Linked DNA regions of Homo sapiens: region 2 is linked to region 1. A link is a contact called in ENCODE Hi-C or POLR2A ChIA-PET data. All regions are on one chromosome and are shown on one strand. The core of a region is the stretch at or near the end of the contact, and the rest is flanking DNA. Distances in the headings are between cores, read along the strand shown. Region 1 has its middle 9.5 kb from the start of TULP1. Region 2 holds the start of PPARD (peroxisome proliferator activated receptor delta).

What was found. A loop is a pair of places that touch in the nucleus more often than their neighbours do. ChIA-PET counts read pairs that join two places held with the same protein, here RNA polymerase II (POLR2A). Pooled maps may share reads with other maps.
Region 2: a loop to region 1 is called in a pooled map, with 4 times the contacts of the local background. The contact joins the promoter of PPARD here to the enhancer-like site in region 1. A Hi-C loop is called at or near these places in 6 of 50 pooled maps. POLR2A ChIA-PET finds 5 or more read pairs at or near these places in 6 of 52 experiments (GM12878, H1, HEK293 and 3 more).

What each region holds. Positions count from the first base shown.
Region 1 is chr6:35,519,631-35,525,138 of GRCh38, forward strand. No RefSeq gene overlaps it. Among named protein-coding and RNA genes, the nearest start is that of TULP1, 9.5 kb to the left of the region's middle. Within about 2 kb of position 3,366, at least 5 of the 41 ENCODE cell types and tissues checked have a DNase peak (open chromatin) inside an H3K27ac peak, as active enhancers do.
Region 2 is chr6:35,341,308-35,346,593 of GRCh38, forward strand. PPARD (peroxisome proliferator activated receptor delta) reads left to right here and starts at 1,251. Exons shown (of 8, transcript NM_006238.5): 1 at 1,251-1,374. RefSeq lists silencers at 1,103-1,312, 1,493-1,632, 1,663-1,712.

The sequences.
Region 1 (5,508 bases), core at 2,116-4,615:
TGCTGGGTGGCCTTGGGCAAGCATTCCCCCTGCTTGGAGGCTCCAGCCTGGGCATCAGTGTCTCAAACGGGCAAAAGACATTTTGCATCTCAAAAGGATCCATGCAGGTGGGCTCATCAGAAATGGGAACTGCGGTCACCTGAGGGTGTGTCTGGGCTCTTGTGAAATAGAAAGTAGGGCTGAGCTTTGATCAGGCTCACACAGGCTTAAGTTTTGTCCAGGTTGTGTTGTTACATCACATAGCCCCTGGCCGTCTGTTCTAAAAGGAATTTTCTCTCAGTGAACCCTAGGAGTCCAGTGCCAGGGTTCTTGTGTTATCCTTGCTTCTTGGAGGCTCAGAGAGGTTAAGTCACTGTCCAGGTCTCCCAGGTGGGCAGTGTGAGTGAGTGGGATTCGGGCAGATTCTCTGAGCTCAGAGCCCGGGCACAGCCCCACTTTGGCCCGCAGAGGGGCTTCTCAATTGTTGGTTGGACAAAGCCCTGGGTGGCAGCTGGGCACTGGCTGCAGGAGCTGGAAATGCAATGCAAGCCCAGTCTTTGCCCTCATGGAGCTCACAGCCTGGGAGATGAGAGTTGCTGGTGGGCATGTACAGAGAATGAAACAAAAACACTCATGTCTTCTCTAGAGAGAAATCTGGACGGGGCACAGTGACTCATGCCTGTAATCCCAGCACTTTGGGAGGCCGAGGCGGGCGGATCACCTGAGGTCAGAAGTTCGAGACCAGCCTGGCCAACATGGCGAAACCCCGTCTCTACTAAAAAATACAAAAATTAGCCGGGCGTAGTGGCAGGCGCCTTAATCCCAGCTACTTGGGAGGCAGAGGCAGGAGAATCGTTTGAACTAGGGAGGCGGAGGTTGCAGTGAGCCGAGATCAAGCCATTGCACTCAAACCTGGGGGACAAGAGCGAGACTTCTCTCAGAAAAAAAAAAAAGAAGAAAAGAAAGTGGAATCTGGACTGGGCGTGGTGGCTCACACCTGTAATCCCAGCACTTTGAGAAGCCGAGGCAGGTGGATCACTTGAGGTCAGGAGTTCGAGATCAGCCTGGCCAACATGGTGAAACCCCATCTCTACTAAAAATACAAAAATTTGCCAGAAGTGGTGATGCATGCCTGTAGTCTGAGTTACTTGGGAGGCTGAGGCAGGAGGATCGCTTGAGCCTGGGAAGTGGAGGTCGTAGTGAGCTGAGAGGGCACCACTGCACTCCAGCCTGGGCGATGGGAGTAAAACCTTACCTCGAGAAAAAAAAAGTGGAATCTGACAAGTGATGCTACTGGGGGCCTCCATGGCTTTTCACAGAATCCATGTGAATCTGAGCTGGCCCCAGCAGAGTCAGGAATCCCTGGGTAGACACAGTTCTTCCCTCTGCTCACACATGCCCAGGCACAGGCTGCTCTCTGTCTTCCGAAGCCATCATGCTGCACAGGGACAGCTGCTTGGGAAGCTTTTCCACCCATGAGGCCAATTCTGTCTCAGTACAGCACCCCTCTGTGGTCCACTGGGCCCCCCACAGTGGGACAGTCACAGTCTTAGTTCAGCCAGAGAGGGGCCTCCACCCTCCAAGCCCCCAAGGACCCAGGGGTAGAAGCAGCAGCAGTCCCCTGGTCCTCAGCTCCTATGCCCAGGGCAAGTGAATGGGGACCAGATCTGCAGATCTGTTTCTGTCCAGTCAGGCAGAGACCAATAGGAGAGATGGATGAGGGCCGGAGCCAGAGGACAGACAATGAGACAGGTCAGGCTGTTGTGGTGCGGCGTGAGGTCCATTCAATAGCTATTCATTGAGCCCCTACTGTATGCAGGGCACTTCTAGGCACTCCACTCACAGCAGTGAACAGAATGGACCAAAGTCCCTGCCCCTGAAATACTCAAAAGATGTCCTTGAGCCTCTGCGTCCCATCCCTACTTCCCTCTGTGTTAACAGGAGGGGTGCCTGTGCACCTTTCCTGTGTCCATGCCAGTCCCCCCAAGAGGGGCCTGACTGCCCTGCTTGCTTACCCTGGCTCAGTCGGTTGAGTCCAGTGGTGGGAAACTCGGATTACCGGCTGGATCCTGTGCCTGCCTCTGTGCCCGCTCTCTTTGATGGCTAGCCCCTCCCTATGGGACAGTGATCTTTCTAGAACAGAAAAGAGCAGTTCTCTTGATAATTGGCGAGTAGTCCAAACGGGGTGCGACTGATGGAGTAGTGATACTACTATTAGCAGTAGCAGTAGCTGTATTCATTGAGAGCTTGCTGGGTTCCAGGCACTGCTCTAAGTGCTTTATCTGCTGTATTAGCTCGTTTAATACTCAACAATTAGGCCCTGCAGGGTGGCTCACGCCTGTAATCCCAGCACTTTGGGAGGCTGAGGCAAGAGAACTGCTTGAGGCCGGGAGTTCAAGGCTGCAGTGAGCTACGATCACACCACTGCACTCCAGTCTAGTCAATAAAGCAAGACCCTGACTCAAACAAAAAAAGAAAAAAAAAACTCGACAATTTTACATGATTTACAGTTTTCACACCTGTTTTACATTGGAGGAAACTTCACGGAAATGTGCAGTCACTTGCTGAAGGTCAGTACCCAGCAAAGCCTCCCTCCAGAGCCGCTCTGGAGCCACCCCACCCCACGCTAGGGGCAGGAGGATCAGAGCCCCTGCTGCAGGCTGGAGGCTGTCCCGAGGTGCACGCCCTCTGCTGCAGCTGCATATTTGTGAGTCCCCGGAGCCAAACACTTGGCTAGCACCCCCAGAGCAGAGGGAAGAGCCCCGAAACAGAATGGGCGAGTTCAGAGCAGTGGCTGTCACTCTGGCTGCCCATCAGGATCCCTCCTGAGCCTTACAGCGCCCTAGACTGGTTCATCAGAACCCCTGGTGTAGGGCCCAGGCGTCAGCATTCGTCAAGGATCCCCAGGTGAATTCAATGTCCAGCCAAAGCGGGGAACTACCAGGGTAGAGGCCTTGTGGCTTATTGGAAATAGTTGTGGGTTAAAACCCACCTGGGCTTGAGACTTGGCTCCGTCATTTCAAGCTGTGTGACTCTGCGCCAGTCACTTAATTTCACTGAGCCTCAATGTCCTCAGCTGTGAAAAAGGGGTAAGTCCCTCTACCGTACAAAGGGGTTGTGAGGGTGGAATGAGACAGTGTCTGCAAGGACTCTAGCACGTAGGCTCCATCTTTACTAGTAAGGAGGGGGCAGGACAGACTAGGCTGGCAGAGCGGAGGCAACGACTCATCATCGCTGGAATGGGTCTGTGGAATGTGTTGGGACCCCCGAACCCCAGGCCCTCCCACCGTGGGCTTTCAGCTCTTCCGGGAGCTTAAGGCTTCTGACGGGGGCCAGCCCAGGCTTGGAGTGGGAGGGCGGGGAGGGTGCACTGACTTAGCCTTACCACCAGGTGGCGACACGAACACACCCACCGGGGAGGACACCGGCCCCGCGGAAGGTGAGGATAACTGGGAATACCAGGCATGTTACAGGACTTGGTTTTGGTTTGGTTTGGTTTTAGTACTAGGTACATATTTTCTTTCATTTCCATTGACTTCGTGCCACAGTCCTGTGGTAGCGCCACTGCCCTCCTTTAGCGGGTGAAGAAACTGAGGTGGTGCTGGCAACTAGGATGTGAACTCCACATCCGCTTCCTGACCACGGAGTCAACAGCAGTCAGAGCTGCAAGGGAAAGCGTCAAGTCCCGCGGTTCCTAAACCTGTCTGATGATAAAAATCATCCAAGGCTCTTAAAAAAAAGAAGAAAAATATCCTGGGCCACAGGCCAGATATTGAATTAGAATCTCCTGGGAAAAGAGGCCTGAGAATGTGTGTGGTTAAGAGCACCTGGCCGGGCGCGGTGGCTCACGCCTGTGATCCCAGCACTTTGGGAGGCCAAGGAGGGAGGATCACTTGAGGCCAGGAGTTCAAGATTAGCCTGAGCACATAGTGAGAGCCTGTCTCAATTTAAAGAAAAAGTTAAAGGCCGGGGGTGGTGGCTCACACCTGTAATCCCAACAGTGGGAGGCCGAGGCAGGCGGATCACTTGAGGTCGGGAGTTTGAGACCAGCCTGGCCAACATGATGAAACCCCATCTCTACTAAAAATACAAAAATTAGCTGAGCATGGTGGCGGGCGCCTGTAATCCCAGCTATTCGGGAGGCCGAGGCAGGACAATTGCTTGAACCCAGCAGGTGGAGTTTGCCGTAAGCTGAGATCGTGCCACTGCACTCCAGCCTGGGCGACAGAGTGAGACTCTGTCTCAAAAAAACAAAACAAAACCCAAACAACAACAACAAAAACCACAAGAGCACCTGTTTTAGAAATAAGGATCTGTTTCCAGAGAGGAAAGTGACCTGCCCACAGTCACACAGTGAATCCCCTCTAAGCTCCTATCGAAGCTCCTCACACCCTCTAGTCCAGAAGCCAGGCCACTCCCCACAAAGACGAGACCCTCTACCAAATGACCCAGCAATCTCAATTCTGGGTTTATGCTCAAATGAAAGCAGGGTCTCGGCCAGGCGCGATGGCTCACGCCTGTAATCCCAGCACTTTGGGAGGCCGAGGCAGGCAGATCACGAGGTCAGGAAATCGAGACCATCCTGGTTAACACGGTGAAACCCCGTCTGTACTAAAAAAAATACAAAAAAATTAGCCGGGCGTTGTGGCGGGCGCCTGTAGTCCCAGCTACTCGGGAGGCTGAGGCAGGAGAATGGCATGAACCCGGGAGGCGGAGGTTGCAGTGAGCTGAGATCGTGCCACTGCACTCCAGCCTGGGCGACAGAGCGAGACTCTATCTCAAAAAAAAAAAAATATGAAAGCAGGGTCTCGAAGAGATACTTGTACATTCATGTCCTTAGCAGCATTATTTGCAGTAGCTGAAATGTGGAAGCAACAGTAGTGTCCATCGTCTGATGAATGGATGAACAAAATGTGGTGTACCCATACAGTGGAACATTATTCAGCCTGAAAAAGGAAGGACATTCTGACACAGCTACAGATGGAGGAACCTGGAGGACATTATGCTAAGTGAAGTAAGCCAGACACAAAAAGACAAATACTGTATGATTCCACTTATGGGAGGTATTTAAAGTAGTCAAATTCATAGAGACAGAAAGAATGGTGGTTGCCAGGGGCTGAGGTAGGGGGAATGGTAAGTTACTGTTTAATGGACACAAAGTTTCAGTTTTGCAAGATGAAAGAATTCTGGAGATGGATGGTGGTGATGGTTGCACAACAATGTGAATGTTACATTGAAAAATGGTTAAAATGGGTTGGGCCCAGTGGTTCATACCTGTAATTCTAGCACTTTGGGAGGCCAAGGCAAGAGGATCACTTGAGGCCATGAGTGGTCAAGACCAGCCTGGTAACATGGTGAGACACCCCGCCCCTACAAAAAAAAATGGTTAAGATGGTAAATTTTATGTCATGCATATTTTATCACACATATACACCCAGAGCAGAGGGCAGTGCACCCCCAGAATACACACACACACACACACACACACACACACACACACACACACGAGACAATCTGCGCCCAGTCTGA
Region 2 (5,286 bases), core at 1-2,500, 180 kb before region 1:
GGAGGTTGACATCTAAGTTACAAATATAATGCACAAGCATTTCAAAAAGTAGGGGAAAAAAAAGAAAAAGAAAAAGAGAAGCAGAAAGAAGGGGGAAAAAATCACTCATCCCTGCCAGGCACGGTGGCTCACGCCTGTAATTCCAGCACTTTGGGAGGCTAAGGTGGGAGGATAACTTGAGTCCAGGAGTTCAAGACCAGCCTGGGCAACATGGCAAAACCCTGTCTCTACTAAAATTACAATAATTAGCTGGGCGTGTGGCGCATGCCTGTAATCCCAGCTACTTGGGAGGTTGAGGCAGGATAATCGCTTGAACCCGGGAGGCGGAGGTTGCAGCGGGCTGAGATTGCGCAACTGCACTCCAGCAGGGGCGACAGAGTGAAACTGTGTCTCAAAAAAAAAAAAAAAAAAAAAAATCACTCATCCAGATAGCTAGGTGTGGCCTAAGGAGCTTGCGGCCTACGGAAGGTGTGGCCGAAGGAGAGGGGAGGGGTCATCTTTAATGATGATGGAGGGGAGGCATTGGTCATATACCTGAGAGTCAAGCTTTGTTCATCGTCAGATGAAAGCCAACTTCTTCCACCAGATTGCCTCCCAGCTGCTAGGTAGTTTCCTGTGGTACATCTTAAGCGGTAGGTTGGGATAATAGGTCCCTTCCAGGTCTTAAAGATGTGGATTAATAAGAACAGAATTTTCTACAACAATAAGGAGGATGTCCCCTATTTTAGGTGAATAAGCGTATTGCATAAGCACATGGGAAGAAAGGTTAAGAACTCTAAGACCGTAAATTTCCAGTTGTAGAAGCCTCTTGAAGGCGGAAAGCCCTTTTTTGAAAATTATAGGCGATATGATCTCCTCCAGTGGACCTAGCACTGGGTTAAGAGTCTCTCCAGACTTGTCACTGCAAGTCACGTACCTTTTCTAGGACTAAGTTTCTTCACTGGAAGATGAGGAGGTTGCACTAGATGACCTAGAAATTCCCTTCCAGCTTTAAATTCCCTCTTGTGTCACTTGCTGGACTTGTTCTACTGGACCTGGCGCTCCCCTGCTCCTCCCTTAGCTGCTACGTCCGCATCCCGCACCAGAGGGCGCCACAGGCTGGCCCGGGGCAGCGTGCGGTGGGCGGAGAGGCAGAATTAGGGGAGTCTCCAGGAGGCGTGGTGATTGGCCGCCGCCGGGCGGAAGGGGGCGTGGGGAGGGAAAGGCCGAGCAGCGCGGTGACGTCTCGCTGGCGGGGGCGGGGCCGGGCCGCGGAGCGTGTGACGCTGCGGCCGCCGCGGACCTGGGGATTAATGGGAAAAGTTTTGGCAGGAGCGGGAGAATTCTGCGGAGCCTGCGGGACGGCGGCGGTGGCGCCGTAGGCAGCCGGGACAGGTCAGTCCGAGACGAGAGAAGCGGTCAGGCAAGTGGCGGAGGGAAGCGCCGGGCCTGGGCCGAGGCGGCCAGCGGGACTGGGGCGCAAGGCCCGGCGGCGGGGAACGGGGTGCGGGGAGCTGCCGGGGTCCGCGGACAGCGTCACGGCGGCTTCCTGATGCTCCGGCCCGCTCCGGTCAGCCGTCGTGCGTTGCCATGTAGGCGCCCCGCTGACCCTGCGCCCCCCCGCCCTTGGACCCCCATAGCTGCTTGAGTGAGTCCGAAATACGGGCCTCCTTCCACCCTACTCTTTGCCCCCTCTTGGGCCTGGTGGCTTCGTCTTCTCCCACTTGTGAGAACCCCGTCTCAGGCCCGGGGGCCTCTCCCATTCCCCTCCCCTGCCTCTGACCTCTTCCTTCACCCGTTTCTGGTGTTCCTGAATCCACTGCCCTATCTAGCGAGAGTCTTCTCTGGGATCTTTTCCTCTGTCCCCCTCGTTATCCTTGTCTCCTGCCTTCATCCTCCCATCCTTGCTCTCTCAGGCTTTACTCTCTCTCCCCATCCCTGTCCCCTTCTTATCTGTGGTCTGATCCCTCCTAGTATTATGGGTCCCCATCCTCTTCCCCAGGGTGTTCCTAGGCTTTTTCCAACTCCGTGCCTGCAGTCCCTGTCTCCCTAAGACTCTCACCTTGGTTCCCTGAGAGGCCCTGTTTTTGCTCCTTTTTCCGATTTCCTTCGTATCAATTCTGTCCCCTACATTCCTGTCGCCCACCTCCTTTTCTCTCCCTGTTCCTTTCCCCTGCTTCAGGGAGAAGCCTTAGCTCCACACTCTACTCTACTTTCACTTGACCTGCAGTTGACATAACCATGGGGTGGGGGTGGAGGTGTTCAGACCTTGATCGAATTAAGAGGCTGATTGACTAAAGGAAATAACAGATTGTGTGGGAGAATGTACGTGGGTGTTGCATCAGAGATGATGTCCAATTTGTAGGCCATTCTTCTTATCTCAGCTTTAATACTTCCCCTTTATGGGGCTGTTGACTTCCAGGAACCCTTGGGGGAGACGGCGCTGAGCTGGATGTGTGCCACGGGTAGCCGGAGGCTTTGTCCAATTCTTTTCCCCTTCCAGGAACCGGGGTTTTGTGTCTTTCCACTCTGGATGTGTGGAATACACTTATACCATGATACCCCAGCCTCTCTCTGCCCTCACTCCCACCCTCCACCCTGTGCTCCATCCGAAAGGACTAAGAGAATTCTCCAGAAGCTGTGCTCCAGAAAATACTTGTGGTCCTCAACCTTTTTTCTGTGTACTGGCTCCAGAACTTTTTTTTTTCCCGTTTGAGTTTTGAAATAGATTGCTGGCCTGATAGCCCTGGGGCTGGCGGGCATCTGTCCCCTTTTATTATTGGTGGCTTGAAACAGCTGCTGATTTTCTCTCATATCTCTTTGACAATCTTTGGCCAACTGAATGTGCCTCTGATGTTGGTCACTGAACATGTTCTCTTGGAGTCTCTTCTCCCTCTTTTTTCTTTGTTCTTTTCTGAATCTAGGGAATCCAAATTGTCCCTCTTTTTCCCTGGGAGCTTAATTTCCTCTGTATCCAGGAGGAACGGCAATCCCAGAGCTCTGTTCCCTTTGCCCAGGCATAGTATGAGGTATCAGATTGATAACTACCCTGGTGGGCTGTGGGGCTGCAGTAGTTAGACCTTGTCAGGAACTTGAGCAGACACATCTGCTTCCAGTCACATAGATCATCTTCTCTGGGGCTTGAGAGCCCACCACCTTCCATGTGTGTCTGGATGTTTAACCTTACCAAGCAGAAGATTCTCGTCATATCCTTCAGTTTGAGCTCCTTTATTTGGCGTTGGTTCTCTAAAGAAGTATTCAAGAAATAACATATCCTTTGTTTCTACCCAGTCTGATCTTGGAGGATTCTGAAAGCGTGACCCACTCTCATGTTTAGAAATGAAGGCTCATTGTTTCACCTGGCCCCAGGTTTCTAGGGGCTCCTCTTTTGATGATTGTGCTGTCTTTGAGCCAGATTGGACATGGGAGTTGGCAACCTTTAGGAGCTGCGGTGGAGAGCCAAAGGAACCAGCTTGACCAGACTTTAAAGTTTTGTAATCCTCTTGTACACTGTTTTCTGTGAAAGCAATAGGATTGTGGATGGCCTGTTGTTGAGCCAGTCCCTTCTCCACTGACCCCCAGACCCCCTTTGCAGCACTTGCAAAGATTTGGGTAGACTGGACCAGAGGGTTTTCCTTGTTCCTGTGAATAGCATCTCTCCAGGGTTTTAGTGGATCATTCTAAAGAGGTAGAGGTCAAGTGTTGGACAGATTTTTAGTCTAGTCTCTGGCTTTCAAGGACTCCTCCTTACTCTTTTGAGCAGTTTGTTACTTCTGGCCGTGCTTACCCCTTAGTAGTGCTCTCTGCTGTGGTGGCAGGTGAGAGATTTGAGAACAGGTCAAGGCCAGTCCTTGTGGAGCAGCTTGGGCACCAGCAGCCCTAGATGGATAGCTTCTTGCAGTTTGTCCACTCTCATTTTCTGAGAAGGTAGTCATGATTGTCAATTACCAAATTCCTTCCCCATTCAGTGATTTTTGCAGAGTCTGGGTCTGGATTTTCTTTCCTTCTTTCTTTTCTGACACAAGGTTTTGTTCTATTGCCCAGGCTGGAGTGCAGTGGTGCTATCATAGTGCACTGTAACCTCGAACTCCTGGGCTCAAGGGATCTTCCTGCTTCAGCCTCCAGAGTAGCGGGGACTACAGGTGCACACCACCACACTCAGCTAATTAAAAAACAATTTTTTTGTAAAGACAGGCTCTCACAATGTCTCGAACTCCTGGCCTCAAGCAGTCCTCCTCACCTTGGCCTCTCAGAGCACTGAGATTACACTGACTGCTCGTTCAGGTGCCTTTCTCCTTGCCTCTTCACCATGGCCTTCTTGTGTGATATATGCCTTAACCCATTCAGGAAGAATTGCTCCTACTCAGCCTTTCAACCCGACCTGTGGTCCCTTAGACGCCTTCCCTTAGGGCCTGGTAAGAGGATAGACAGTGTAGAGCACTAGCCTGGGAAGCCATTAGGCCTCTGCTTTGGGCCTACAGCTGTCCTGACTGTTGTGCAAGCTGTCTTCAGGGCCTGCAGATTCTGGCACATCCTGGGATAGTGCAGCTCCTCTCTCTCAGGAGTTGGACCTGTCACTTTTTTTTCGTTTTTTTTTTTTTTTTTTTTGAGATGGAGTCTCGCTCTGTCGCCCAGGCTGGAGTGCAGTGGTGCGATCTTGGCTCACTGCAAGCTCCATCTCCCAGGTTCACGCCATTCTTCTGCCTCAGCCTCCTGAGTAGCTGGGACTACAGGCGCCCGCCACCACGCCTGGCTCATTTTTTTTTGTAGTTTTAGTAGAGACAGGGTTTCACCGTGTTAGTCGAGATGGTCTCGATTTCCTGACCTCGTGATCTGCCCGCCTCAGCCTCCCAAAGTGCTGGGATTACAGGCGTGAGCCACCACAACCAGCCTGGACCTGTCACTTCTAAGGGCTTCAGCTATATCCTGTCCCTGAGGCCCACCTCCCTGAGTGCTCTCTGCAGGCTGGGAAGCTGAACAGTGGTGCCTTGCTCCAGTGCCTCTGAAGGGCTTGGAAATTGCAGGACACAGCTTTACTGCTCAGCATTGCCCACACTGGAAACATTCTCTTCCTCCCTACCCAGGTCTCTGTGGGCTTTGTCCGTTCTGCCAGGCCCTTGCTTATATGATGTCAGAAGCCCTGTGCCCGGTGCCATTGTCAATGCCATGTCCCAGATTACCTAATGGCTGCTTCTTGGAGATGGTTTGGTGTCCATGCACATTTTTCTCTGCCGTTGGAGCCAGGGTGAGGAGCTGCTTGCAACAGCTGGATTCCAGGGTGTCAGAGGAGCCCTTGGAGCTTGCCTT